Linked DNA regions of Mus musculus: all the other regions are linked to region 4. A link is a contact called in ENCODE Hi-C or POLR2A ChIA-PET data. All regions are on one chromosome and are shown on one strand. Each heading gives the region's core, a stretch centred on a gene start or an enhancer-like site at or near the end of the contact. The rest is flanking DNA. Distances are from core to core; before and after follow the strand shown. Region 1 holds the start of Bach1 (BTB and CNC homology 1, basic leucine zipper transcription factor 1). Region 2 holds the start of N6amt1 (N-6 adenine-specific DNA methyltransferase 1 (putative)). Region 3 has its middle 19 kb from the start of Gm38477. Region 4 holds the start of Adamts1 (a disintegrin-like and metallopeptidase (reprolysin type) with thrombospondin type 1 motif, 1).

Region 1 (3,227 bases), core at 653-3,152, 1.9 Mb before region 4:
ATACATGTTTTTAAAAATCATCGTTCTTTTAGTCAAAGGGAAGAAGAAGCCAGTTCTCTTCATACACTTTCCCTTTCCCAAACAGTGCACCGAGGACTGGTGTGTGTGTGTGTGTTTGTGTGTGTGTGTGTGTGTGTGTGTGTTTTCTTTTTTCAAAAAGAAATTACACAAGATCCATAAAATCAAGAGAGACAGACACATCCATAGACCCCTCTTCTTAGCCTTGACCCAAGAAGACCCGCTGACTCTTATCTATTCTTTACCACCTGACCCCAGAAACTAGTTATGCAGGAAAACCTAAAAGCCCTAAAAGGAAATCCCCTTTGTGGCCTCATTTTAAAAAAAAATTATAAAGAATAACTTAAGCATGTATACACCACTCTGCATCAAAATACTAAAGGCAAAGCGAGGACAGCAAGGGAAAGAAATGATATAATACTGCTGACTGCCTTACTTCTATCTGAAATCTCAAAGATCCAGCTTCCTCCAGCACAAATTGAGTCTCCCGCAGTAGGCCACGAGGCTGCTGTTTAAACACCACCTCGGTGTTCCTTGGCCACGTCTTAAGCACGCTCTACCACGTCAGCCACTGATTACCTGGATCAAAACACACAGCCCGCAGCTGGACCCCCTCCGGCCTCCTGAAGCCACCCCTCGTGTGTGCAGCTCAGCCTTTTATAGTGGAGGCATGTGATGCGCGTATCTGCACCAGCTGTTCCTAATTACCTCTCAGTCTGGGGTGAATGACTCAGCAACACAAACTCTTTTAAAGAGTCACCCTACCTTGTTATCCAACCAACGTAGCGAACAAAGGGAAGCCACTTGACAGATCCGACGGTTAAACAACAAGAGGCGATCACTCCTCCAAAGCTACCCAACTCCAAGATGACTCACCAGGAGCCTTTTTTCCTCTAGACTCCCTTACGATGTCCAAAGCCAGAAGTGGCAAGCGCCTTCAAGCCCAGCCCAGAGCTTGCACCACTACCACAAGAGCAGGAAGAATAGGCCAACCCATACCTCTTCCCATTTCTCTGAATATTTGTAGAGCTCAAAAGCTCGGCCACGAACAAAAATCTACAGTGGTCATCCTTTAATCTTTCTGAACTGCCTTTCCTGCAAACCCAGTGAGCTGAGAGGAGTGCTCAATGCCTAAACAAAGACCCAGCAGGGGCATCGTCCTCCAAGGCTAGCAGTCACAACTCTACAATTCTCCAAAAGGAAAAAGAACAGCATCCTGAAAAAAAAAAAAAAAGTCTTTGTTCTTCCAAGCCTGTCTGGGGAGCAGGATTTTCCCACACGCGTTCTTTCAGAATTACTACTACGTCTGCCTTGACTCAGCGCACGCTGAACATAGAGAGCTCACTACATAAAAGCCATCGGCGCAATTCCACTAAATGACACCAAAGTCCCGGAGAAGATCGAAAACGCGCTGGCCCTGGCCCTACCGGACACGAACACAAAAGCTGGTGTCGTTAACATCGAGACCCACTCTGCCTATGCTGTGCGAGTCCACATTACAAACGTGCGCCAAGCAACAACAAAGGGAAGCGCGGAGCGCCCGGTAGTCCCGGAACCCCGGCCCGCTCGGCCTTGCCCCCGCAGCAGGCGGAGCGGGACGCGGCCCGCGGCGGAGCGCGGTGCAGGGCGGCGCCGGCACGGCCGGCCCAGAGAGTCCGCGCAGCGCGTAAACAGCGCGCAGCCCGCCGCCCCTTCTAGGCCCGCGCGGCCGCCCGCCACCAGCCCCGGTGACCCCCGGAAAGGACGGAAGGACGGCACCGCGCACCGCCCGAGCCACTTACCGGAGCCGAGACGCGGCGCGGCCCGACTGCAGGCGGCAAGCGGCGGTCAGGTGACTCACTCCCTCTGCGCGGACAGCCGCCCGTCTCCTCCCCTGCGCTCCGTTCCTCTCCGCCACCACCGCCAGCGCCTCGGGGCGCTAAAGCCCCGCCCCCGGTTCCGCCCCCGGGCCCCGCCCCGTAGCTGAAGCCCTGCCGAGCTCCAGGCCACGCCCTGCCTGGAGCCACGCCCCGTTCCAGGCCACGCCCTCCGCTAGTAAGAGCCTCTCTATTTCGCCTCCTGCGAGCTCCGTGTAACGTTGTGGATTGTATTGCTGAGCGCCAGGCCTCCAACCGCGTCGCCCTATCTCTGCCTTTGGTGGCAAGGTTACACGTCACGGAAGACCACCTCTTCCTCACCTGCTGAAGGCAGGGAAAAAAAAAGGCTGACGCCTCCACGCCCCCAGGGTTTTTGTTCACACAGCCCCTCTCCCCCCTCCCCCCCCCCCACACACAGATTAGATAAGGTCTTCTGCCCCACGCCCCCAAACCTCGGAAGCTCAGTTCGGCCAAGCTCCTGGGCTGCTTTCCTGTAGGAGCACAAAAACCAGGTGTTTGAACTTGCTGAAAAGGGTGTATGTCAACATCTGTCTGAAGCTCCGCAGGACTTTTAGGAGCAGATTCTGAGAGGGGGAGGCTGCTGCCCCTCTGAATGATCACTAGCTTCCCTTCTAGTTGTTTGTGTCCTTGAGGCCCTTCCTCGAAAACCGCAAGGCAGGTAACCTGGAGTGTGCTTTGCTCATTATAACCCATTAATATGCATGCTTCCCCGATCAAATCCCTTTACTCCTTGTGCTCAGCCAATACTGCTTTGAGAGTTATTCTTGCGCCCTTCATACTTGCCTGAATATAAGCTGCACTCTTATCTGCCTAGCCACGACGGACTGCATTCACCAATGGGCAAGCACGCTGTACTGGGCTTCATATCCGGAATATTGTACTGTCTGGCAGCCTCCTGTTGTCCCTCTACGCTGCACTACCAGGAAACATGGACGCATCCGTGTCTGGTCATGTCAGACGTCTTCCCTCAAGTCCTGGTCATGCTTTCATCCTCTGCTACTTATTGGGGTGTTAATCCAATTGTTCGTTTCTATTTTTTATTATGTTCGCTGTTGTTCAAGGCAGTGTCTTTACGCAAAGCTGCATGCACTCGTGGCAGGGCTTATCAGTCTGGAGAAAGAGAGGACTGGGCTGGCCAACCTGATTAAAAATGAGGAAGGAATTACCACCCCTGAGGCCAGTAGCCCTGGGAGGACTTGTAGGAAGAAATAATGTTGCTGGCTTTGAGTTCCAGAGGAAAGATGTAGAAAAATGGGAAGCCCCAAAATGTATGTGCTCCTTAAACACACACAGACAGTGCAAGGGCTCCAGGAGAGGGTTGTCTCCAAATAG
Region 2 (3,239 bases), core at 654-3,153, 1.6 Mb before region 4:
CACCATCACTCACTTGCAAATATGTGGGAATAAAAGGGATTTACCATTTCTGGCAACTACTTAGTGCTTATTATTTCATAGCTCAAGCATGCTAATAGTTTAGGTGTGTACAGTATTTAAATTGAAGTACTTAAATAAACCCAGCAGCATATCCTAGGGTTTGCTAAAAGCCTTCCATCTACCTAGATACATGAATAACAAAGACCTCTCTCCCTACGAGAGTACTGTGTTGGGCAAGTACTTCAGTGTCTGATCTTAGAATGCCAATAATCTTAGCTTTCTAAATTTAAAAATCTTATATAACTTTCCAATAAATGTATTTCCTTTGATCACTATCAGTGTGTCAAAAGCACTACTTAATTTCCATGACTGATTGGCCTGATGACATTTACAAGATTTTTCTGTCACTTAACTGTTCAAACAACTCAAGAAGAAGTTACAGTATTTCCTTTTTACCTTTAGAATCAGCCACATATCTATGTGACCCACATAACAGGACACGCAAGCCACTAGTGGGTCATAGTAAAGTCTGTGAATCTTACCAGGTGCCTTCTTTATGGAAATAATCATTACGGTCTCAAAAATAACTAGAATTCCTAGCCTTTGTAACAAGGTCAGCTCTATTACAGCATACGAAGCAATGCAATTTGTAGCTGTAAATTTTTCTGAGCTGTTTTGAGCATTCAAGTTACAATTCAGTGCTCCACGAGATATTCCAGTAGCTCAAAATGCTCCACCATCTATGAAGAAAGACTGGTTTTATAGGCAGAAAAAAAGTGACAATATAAATAAACATGATGGCTATTTCGTTCTGGAGACACCCAGTAGGAATCTTGGCCATTAAGTTAATGACCCATATTCTTTCGGCAAACTATTTTATTAGAGTGATTATATGTATGTGTGCAGAATGGTCCTCAGCATTGTAACTGAACCTCCAAGAACAACCTGTAGTAGTTTCTGAGGCCGGAACTCAGGTCTGCAGGCTTGACAGCGAGTGCCTTTACCAGCTGAGCCATCTTTCCCGTTCTCAGCTCAAATTCTTTTCTCAGAAAAGTTAACATGTGGGCATTTACTATTTATGTCAATTAAAGCTATGGCCAATCCTTCAACAAATCAGGCTAGTGAAAATCCTACCGGCGGAGGCACGTGACTATTTAAACCTTCCCTAATAGTTCTAACCACATGCAACTAAAATTCTAACAGTTCAATTAAAAAACAAAACAAAACAAAAAAATCCCAGTTGCAATAACACTTTAAGTGCTCAGACGGCTAGTGGTTGTTCCTTGACTAGGTTGAGTGAATTTAATAGTTCACTGATCCTTATGTGTTCTTCCTTTGCTAGAGGATGTTATTCTTGCACTAAGGCGAGTTTTACATATTCACTTAAAAAAATTAAAATAGAAAATTAGGAAAGTTTTGGGACATCTTGCTTCTGGTTGCTAAACTCCGGCTGCTCCTCAGAGGCGCGTTTACATTCTTCAGATTAACAGCTAAAAGGCAGGGCAGGGTGACCTTGAAGCCGCAGGAACATCTGAGCGATGCTCTAACCCCAGCCCGCCGGACACGCCTCCTTTACCCCTCTCTGCTGTCAATCACCAGAAAGTAGGCCGGCCCACCACTTCCGGAGGAGGGCGGCAAGTTCCGGCTTCCGCCTCCCGGCCACCCCGTTCTCTCCCCCTGAGGCGCGCACCCTCCTCGCACCCTGCTAGCTCGGCCGCCGCCGCCTCGAGCGCGTCCAGTAACAGGAACGTGTCCTCCGCTGGCTCGTACACGTCGCGGAAGGCTCCGCGACCCACGTGCCCGTACAACGGCGTGGGGACACTCGGCGCCGCCATCTTTTCCCTTCCGCTTCCTATGGGCGGGCGTTGAGTACGCACGCGTCAGGCTTGCTGCGCATGCGCTTTTGTCTTACACTGGGTGGCGTTTGGGGTGAAAGAGCTTGTTGGGCTCTCTGGAACTTTTAAGCAACCTCTAACATCCGTTTTCAACTTGTGCTTACTTTTATCGGCTACCCTAATATTGAGCATCGTCAGTTATTTTGTACTAAGGTGACTGCTTTATTCTAATGACATTTGGAAAGTTTCTTCCCTTTTAAACTTGTAAGCACTTGCAAAAATAGTGTTTACAAAATTTATTGTTTTTTAAGCAACTGAAATGTAAATACCCATCTATAAGATTATGACTACTTTTATTTGCTTAATTTTGTTATACAGATTCTCACTGTCTTGGAATTTACTATGTAGGCCAGTCTGGCCAGGAACTCATAGTGATCCTCCACCTGCCTCTGTCTCCTGAGTGCTGGGACTATAAAAGCTGTGGCACCATGCCCAGCTTTTATGACTTTTAATTTTTATTTTGTATTTGACAATATTATACATGGATAACACTTTCATTCATTGAAATTATAGTTTGGGCTGGGCTGTGGTGGCTCTTGCCTTTAATCCCAGCACTCTGGAGACCGAGGCAGGCAGATCTCTGCTTGTTCTACAAAGAGAGTTCCAGGACAGCCAGGGCTACATAAAGAAATCCAGTCTCCGAAAAACAATGAAACAAAACAGAGACAATGGTTTGGAGGGCTGGGGAAGTGCTCAGGGGTTGAGACCTTGTACTGCACTTGAAGAAGACAAAAGTTTGGTTTCCTGCACCTTTGTTTGGTGGCTCACAACTCCCTATAACCCCAGCTCCAGGTTGTTGCTCTTCCTGCGTCAGTGTCACTGTTGTGCCCATACATACAGGCAAAAAAATAACATACAGAAAATCATAGTCTTTAAAAAAATGTAAGGGGCTGGAGAGATGGTTCTGGAATAAGGCTATTATTGAGGACTAGAATTTGGTCCCCAGTACCCACAGCAGGTGGTTCACAAACAGAGTAACTCCAGTTCCTGGGAGTTAAATCTTCTGTTCTCTGGCGGCATCACAAATACAGACTTGAAAATGGCAAGAAAGCTCTGCTGGTAAAAGGCAGGTAGGTGCTGCCAAACCTGAGCACATGGAGCAGGTCCCTGAGACTCACACAGTGGAAGGAGAAAACCTATTCTTAGAGTTCTCAGACCTCCAAGGGTATGGCAGCATACATGTGCACACATGCACAAACATCTAAATATAATACGGAAATATTTTTTTAGAGTGTCATGTGCCGCGAGAATTTGTTATTTTCACATGCATCCTTAAAATGTCTTTGGCATACAAGCAATGAAATGAAATAGCCGTTCTTTCTCAGTTGTTTCCCAGAGGATTTG
Region 3 (3,434 bases), core at 597-3,096, 1.3 Mb before region 4:
GGTAGAGTTTCAGAAAAACAAAATGATTTAAGAGAACATGAGAAGCAACCTCCTAGGGAAGAGCAGGGCATGTCCATAAATCAAACACGGGTGACAGCTGGGCAAGTGGGGACCAGATGAGGGAGGGAGATGGCCTCTACAGCACAGCTGAAATCATTTCCAAACGCTGAAGCAATCTGCATCTCTATCTGCTCAAGCAGCACATACTAATTTTTATAAATGGCATGTTTATGGATGGTGTTACTACAAAACAACAATCCCCAGACTAGCCTCATGAAGGTACAAAACACATAAGGAATTAATAAAGTCCCATGTCCACAAGAGGTAGATAGCCATGTAATAATACTAATCCAAGACTACATGGTTAAGGTGCTAAGACGGATTAGGAGAGCAACTAAACTGTGCTTGGAGGCTCAACCAAGGCCTCGTGGGGAGGGGAGTGCCTCTTCCGAACTACCAAGTAGTGTTATGCAGAGAAGTAGGTGCTCTGGGGGAACTGACCATGCTGAATTAGCCTTTCATGTTGTTTTGTGGTAATTTTTTTTTTTACATATATTACCTTTCTTGAACTACAAACCAACATAGGTATGTCCTATATTTCCATTTTTGAGCTGTTGAAATAAATGGTCACAAAGAGCAAAAACCACATTCTTATATTATTCGCTAGAGGTAGACGTGACTTCTGAGTCTAGGATCTTTTGATTCCATGCCTATTTTTATTCCTTCCAAAACATTCCACAGAGGACATGCTAGGAAAATAATACCTCCAAGTGGCCCATTTATGGTATTTTGGAAGAGAAAGGCAAGTAACAGAGTGTAAGTGGGTCAGAGTCTCCAGAGCATGTAGTTTGGGGGGACAGCAAATATCTCTGCAAAGAAACAAAGCTGGACTTGATTATTCTGTTGTGTTTTGAGTTTTCACCTCTAGTTTTGTTTATACACACTCATCTGTACCCAACTCCCTCTCTCCTCATACCCACCTTACATAATACATGAGTCTACCACTTCATAACCTTAGCCACAGTCTCTCTTTCCTCTTTTCTCTTAGCACTACTCCTGGACTCATGCAAACATTGTCTTTGTCAAAGTTTTTTTCAACCCCACATTCAGAACAATGGACACAGACATTGTTTCCCAAAACTCTTTTCTTGTACTTCAGAATGCATGTAAAGTGAACTATGGTAATTGACCTGCAGCTATTCACACTCTTGGGAGCCAATTTATATAGTTTATATTTGTATCAAAAAGCACTCAGCAAAATGAATTACAAGCTAAACTTTCTAGTTAAAAATACACTTGGCTAGTCATTTGTAGTGGTGTTCCATTTCACATAGAGGTGACTGGGCAATCTTGATCTAGGCTACTCATTAAAAGTCCCGTGGCACTGATTTTGAAAGAGGTAGCCAGTCAAGCCTAGCATTTTGGCCAAAATCCAGATTAGGTCATTGGGTTCTGCCTCTTAAATTTTCTGTGTCTTTTGATGGTATTCCTGGTTATTTTTTGTTCCACTCTTTAGACTGTTGTTAATCTGTTTTCAATAGTCAAATGTGTATACAAACATATTCATGGTATTGTCATCTAAGTCAGCAGGTGAACAAATATTGCTACAAAATTTCCTTTGTGCAGTTAAGTGTGGAGTCTTTGGTCATCCTTATTTTCTGGTAACCTGTTGTCAAATAACAAATCACTCACAAAACTTTGTGGCTTAACGCAATGGCATTTAGCATACTCAGATTTCTGCTATCTAGGGGACGGTTTTGGATATAAATGTCACTGCTCCAGTTAGCATCCATAGGGTCACCCCACAGTCTGGGTATTAGAATTAGCTGATGGCTGCTCACTGGTGTGCCTGGCACGTGATACTGACTTTGGCTGGGACTTCTGTAGGGATCTGTGGTTGATATATAGCCTTTCCATCGGGTTACGCAGTCCTTTTGCAGTGTGGTTGCTATGTTTTAAGGATTGATTTCCAAAGAAAGAATTAGGTTGAAATTGAATTTTCTTTTCTAATTTAGCCTGGGGCTGTCTGTGGCATTCTGTTTCTGCATGAAGAATCATTACTTTCAGTCCACGGTCAAAAGGAAGGGAATGAATTGTTAGGTTTGAAAAAAAATATTAATTAAATTCATTTTGAAAATTCCATTCATGCATATAATGTATTCTGATTACCATGATCTTCACCTCATTTCCCTCCCACTCCTCTCAAGTCCCTCTCTTCCCTGTAAGTCTTTTTCCCTCATTCATGCTTTGTTTTGTTTTGTTTTGTTTTCTGACCCATTTAATTTAATAAAGGTCAGAGTGTGGAACTGGAGCCTGGTAGGTTTGCTAGTGGATATACAACTGAGGACAAGGCCCAATTGGCACAATGAATACCTGCTGAACAATACATACATGTCCTACGCAATCCTGTTGATAATGCTACAAGCCCCAGCAATCCAAGCCAGTAGTCTGTGGGCTTTGCAGACTTTTTCTTGTTCTATGGTCTGCATGTCTCAAGTGTCTGTTCTACCTCCTGATCTTTTCCTTCCAACCATCACCATGGTTCATGAGATTATTATCCTGACATGGAGTTTGAGGGTTTCCTGGTTCCTCGTCCTAACCCCTACTATGATCTCCACTGCTCTGACAGCAGGGTGTCTAAAGCATAAACCTGCCCCCCTCCAAGAGATTCTTTACCATCTTACCATATTAAATTGGTGCCAAAATCTCATATCAACATAGCACACAAGAACATTCTGAATTTGAATTGGTAGAGTTTGATTATCCTTTCCTGTCACTGGTCACTGAAAATTACTTCCTGTGGCTAGAGGATTTCCCACATTCTGAAATTTGGTGGAAGGCACAAACTAGTTCCAACAATTTTGTTTTTCTTTTTTAGATTTAGATGCTATATATTCTGGCTTCCTAAGACCTAGAAGAGTTGAACATCTAGATTTCTTCAATACTGAGCAGAGATGGTATGTTTTATGAAGTAAAACAAAACAACCCCCCCCCCAAAACCAAAACCAAAACCAAAACAAAAAAACCAAAAACAACCCAAAACAATATTTGTTCTATTTTGTCCTGACAAACTGCATAGAGCACTTCATTTCTGGTCACCAAAATGTGTTTTATTTTCCTCTCACTTGATTTCTCTAATTGATGCCAGTTTCTTTCTTATTAGTATCACTAATTGTGGTGCAGTGTCTCCAAGTTCCTGTTCTCTAATTCAAGGATATGAAATAAAATCCCACGTACATAGGCTAAAATAGTAAGGAAACTTTATTTTTAAGCAACATGATAGACAAAACAATCCAATAACTCAACTCAGTTTTGATGTTTCTTGCATGAATTCAGTTTTAGACCCAATGGGTTAAAGAGAATAAAAGCCTAAGAAATAGGAAGAACTCTTTATTTAAAATTTGTTCTTTAATGGCTTTTTTACAGTCCAGAAT
Region 4 (3,296 bases), core at 770-3,269:
CTCAAATAAAGTGGGTCGACCGACCAGGAATGTGGGCTTCGGGAAAGCCCACTTGTGAATCAGGTTCTTAAACAAAAAAGAAAGAGGCCGGACACCCCACAAATGAATGGGCTCCGCTCCTAACTGTGGATGTCAGTGAGAGCTGAAGAAGAGCTGAAGAAAGATGAAGAAACAGAAAGGAAGGAAGACGAACAACATCAAAGTTCCCTGGTGGAAGAGCAAGGTTGCTTGATGTGTTTAGTTCAGCTATCAGTGTGATTTTAAGAAACCAAAATTTGAGAGCGGACTCCTCGGATGAGTGCAATCACCAGGAAGTTGTTAAGAGCTTGGAGGTTGGAGGTTGGGGTAGTCTTGTTTCTCCCAGTCACTCCTCCTCCTCCTCCTCCTCCTCCTCCTCCTCCTCCTCCTCCTCGTCCTCCTCCTTCTTCTTCTTTTAATTCGATATTCCCTGGTGTGGGAAACAAAGTTTTTGTTTGTTTTCATGAAGACTATCTAGAACCCTGGGAAAGTGTCTGCCAGAAACCTTTGGAAGATTGCAAGGGACTGTCTGAGGCCCACAAATTTAGGAAGATCTGGGGAGGAGCAAAGGATTAACCAAGAGCCAACCGGAGCAGCAGTTGGGGGTGGGGCAGCAAGTCGGGAGCCCAGAACTGGGCAGGGCAGGGAGCAAGAGCTAGCTGGTGTGAGCGCGCGGGTCTGCCTGAGGACTTGGGCTGTGGTTCTCAAGCTTGTCCTAATGCCTTTCCGCCAGTGAGAGCATTGTGAACTATTTCCTTCCTCTGGGTCACAGAACCCCTCCCTCTTTCTCAGTTCAGGAGCCTCTCTCGACTTTTTCTTAGGGGCCGGGGTTGGAAGGGCTCAGCTTTTGTGACTTTCGTAACGCGGATGCTGCCTTTCCCTTCCCGGTAGGAAGCGGGGAGGGGGGGGGAGGGGAACTCGGTTTCCTTCCACCCCATCACCCAACCCTCCTTCCCCCCACACCGTTCCCCCCCGCCGCCGCTTTGGACTTGATACTGAAGTGGGGAATCTTAGATGCATCTGTCCGCCTGGCCTGCGGCCTGCAGCAGCTGCTGTTAAGATTTTGGAAGAACGCAGACTAGAAGGGAGTTGCTTCTCCAATGAAGAAGAGAAAGCAGAAATCCCTTTTTTTTTTTTTTTTTTTTTTTTTTTTGTCTCTAGGGAACTAAAGCTGGTTCCAGATAGACTATTCTGGAAAAAGCCAAGATACACACACACACACACACACACACACACACACACACATCGCCCCACCCCCACCCCCCACCCCAGAGGTCTCTAGGTAGGACTTGAGGAAACTGTTAAGGTCGTTCCACGTGGATTTTTAGAATCCAGAGTTGGAGAGGTGCTCTATGAACCACCACCACCACCACCACACACACACACACACACACACTCTCTCTCTCTCTCTCTCTCTCTCTCTCTTCCTCTCTCTTTCTTTTCTCTTCCTGAGAAGCGCAGAATCAACACTTTGCCCAAGAAAAGCTGGGGTAAAGAGAAGGACGCTTTAGCCATGGTGCCCATGGAAACGTAGACGAGACGGAAAAGTAGGGTGCTTTTTAAGAAAAGGCAGCTGTAGCTAATAGCCCACTTTGGGGCAGAAGAGGCTCTGACTAGGGGAGAAAAGGAATGTTGAGGAATCTTTTCAATTCGACCCTCTTTCTTGGAAACTGCAGCCCAGCCGGGGCACAGGAAGGGCGACAGGAAGCAGGGTGGTCCGGGAATCAGCAGCCGAGAGATGAAGTTAAAGGTTCACTCTTTTCCCCAGAGCAGCCAGCGCTGTACAAAGTGCTGGTCCCAGCGCTGTTTCGGCGTCTTACACCCCCAGAGTGACGAGCTGTGGCGTGAGGCCAGGGCGGAGGCTGCCCCCTCCCCCTTCAGGCCCCGAGGCGCAGAGCTCGGTTTAGCACCGACTGAGCTCAGGGGGCGGTGTCGCAGTGTTGGGGGAAGGAGGGGCTCCTATGTGGCTATAAAGGGGCGGCCGGGGCTGCCTGGTCCTTGCACTCGCTAGAAAGCAGCTCCGAGCTAGGTGCTATCGCAAGGCCAGAGCGCACAGCCCGGCGGAGAGAGCAGATCCTTGCTCAGATCGAGTCAAATCGGGGCCAAGGCGGAGGACGAAGAGTCCAGGCTCCTATTCTGGACTTGTTCCCCAGCTCCGGGGGCGCTTCTAGGTCCTGCAGCAGCCAGCAGTGCGGAGCCACCAACTCGGTGCTGGAATGAAAAAATTCCCGCGCGCCAGTGCAGAATCTTTCTAAGTGACCCGGAGCTTCGGGTGCTAGCTCTGCACGAACTTTCCCATCAAAGTGATCGTGAATTTTAAGCATCAGGAGCAGGCCAGCGAAGCTCTACGCGTCTAAACGTCTATCCAGACCAAGAGTTCTCTGCGGTGCAGGGTGCGGTGCCATGCAGCCAAAAGTCCCTTTGGGGTCACGCAAGCAGAAGCCCTGCTCCGACATGGGGGACGTCCAGCGGGCAGCGAGATCTCGGGGCTCTCTGTCCGCACACATGCTGTTGCTGCTCCTCGCTTCCATAACAATGCTGCTATGTGCGCGGGGCGCACACGGGCGCCCCACGGAGGAAGATGAGGAGCTGGTCCTGCCCTCGCTGGAGCGCGCCCCGGGCCACGATTCCACCACCACACGCCTTCGTCTGGACGCCTTTGGCCAGCAGCTACATCTGAAGTTGCAGCCGGACAGCGGTTTCTTGGCGCCTGGCTTCACCCTGCAGACTGTGGGGCGCAGTCCCGGGTCCGAGGCACAACATCTGGACCCCACCGGGGACCTGGCTCACTGCTTCTACTCTGGCACGGTGAACGGTGATCCCGGCTCTGCCGCAGCCCTCAGCCTCTGTGAAGGTGTGCGTGGTGCCTTCTACCTACAAGGAGAGGAGTTCTTCATTCAGCCAGCGCCTGGAGTGGCCACCGAGCGCCTGGCCCCTGCCGTGCCCGAGGAGGAGTCATCCGCACGGCCGCAGTTCCACATCCTGAGGCGAAGGCGGCGGGGCAGTGGCGGCGCCAAGTGCGGCGTCATGGACGACGAGACCCTGCCAACCAGCGACTCGCGACCCGAGAGCCAGAACACCCGGAACCAGTGGCCTGTGCGGGACCCCACGCCTCAGGACGCGGGAAAGCCATCAGGTATAAGAGTGACCCCCATCTCTCAGTCTTTACGAGGCGTGACTTGGGGTCACACTCCAGATCGCCTCTAAATGCGAATGACTCAGACTTGCAGTGAATTGAAGTTCTGGGTCGTGACCTTCCCGCTCCCCCCCCCAAAAAA

What was found. Hi-C counts contacts between places; a loop is a spot of excess contacts on that map. ChIA-PET counts read pairs that join two places held with the same protein, here RNA polymerase II (POLR2A).
Region 1: a loop to region 4 is called in a map of heart, with 8 times the contacts of the local background. The contact joins the promoter of Bach1 here to the promoter of Adamts1 in region 4. A Hi-C loop is called at or near these places in 1 of 37 maps with a recorded cell type or tissue (heart). POLR2A ChIA-PET finds 5 or more read pairs at or near these places in 1 of 5 experiments (Patski).
Region 2: a map of heart shows a loop between it and region 4 (4-fold over the local background). The contact joins the promoter of N6amt1 here to the promoter of Adamts1 in region 4. A Hi-C loop is called at or near these places in 1 of 37 maps with a recorded cell type or tissue (heart). POLR2A ChIA-PET finds 5 or more read pairs at or near these places in 2 of 5 experiments (Patski and embryonic stem cell).
Region 3: a loop to region 4 is called in a map of gastrocnemius, with 3 times the contacts of the local background. The contact joins the enhancer-like site here to the promoter of Adamts1 in region 4. A Hi-C loop is called at or near these places in 4 of 37 maps with a recorded cell type or tissue (Patski, gastrocnemius and heart). POLR2A ChIA-PET finds 5 or more read pairs at or near these places in 1 of 5 experiments (Patski).

What each region holds. Positions count from the first base shown.
Region 1 is chr16:87,697,629-87,700,855 of GRCm38, reverse strand. Bach1 (BTB and CNC homology 1, basic leucine zipper transcription factor 1) reads right to left here and starts at 1,902. Exons shown (of 5, transcript NM_007520.2): 1 at 1,800-1,902.
Region 2 is chr16:87,352,849-87,356,087 of GRCm38, reverse strand. It overlaps N6amt1 (N-6 adenine-specific DNA methyltransferase 1 (putative)), which reads right to left and starts at 1,903. Exons shown (of 6, transcript NM_026366.2): 1 at 1,702-1,903. The coding sequence starts at 1,835.
Region 3 is chr16:87,066,137-87,069,570 of GRCm38, reverse strand. No RefSeq gene overlaps it. Among named protein-coding and RNA genes, the nearest start is that of Gm38477, 19 kb to the right of the region's middle. Within about 2 kb of position 1,846, at least 1 of the 3 ENCODE cell types and tissues checked has a DNase peak (open chromatin) inside an H3K27ac peak, as active enhancers do; it is gastrocnemius, where a contact is called at or near this core.
Region 4 is chr16:85,801,836-85,805,131 of GRCm38, reverse strand. Adamts1 (a disintegrin-like and metallopeptidase (reprolysin type) with thrombospondin type 1 motif, 1) reads left to right here and starts at 2,019. Exons shown (of 9, transcript NM_009621.5): 1 at 2,019-3,154. The coding sequence starts at 2,422.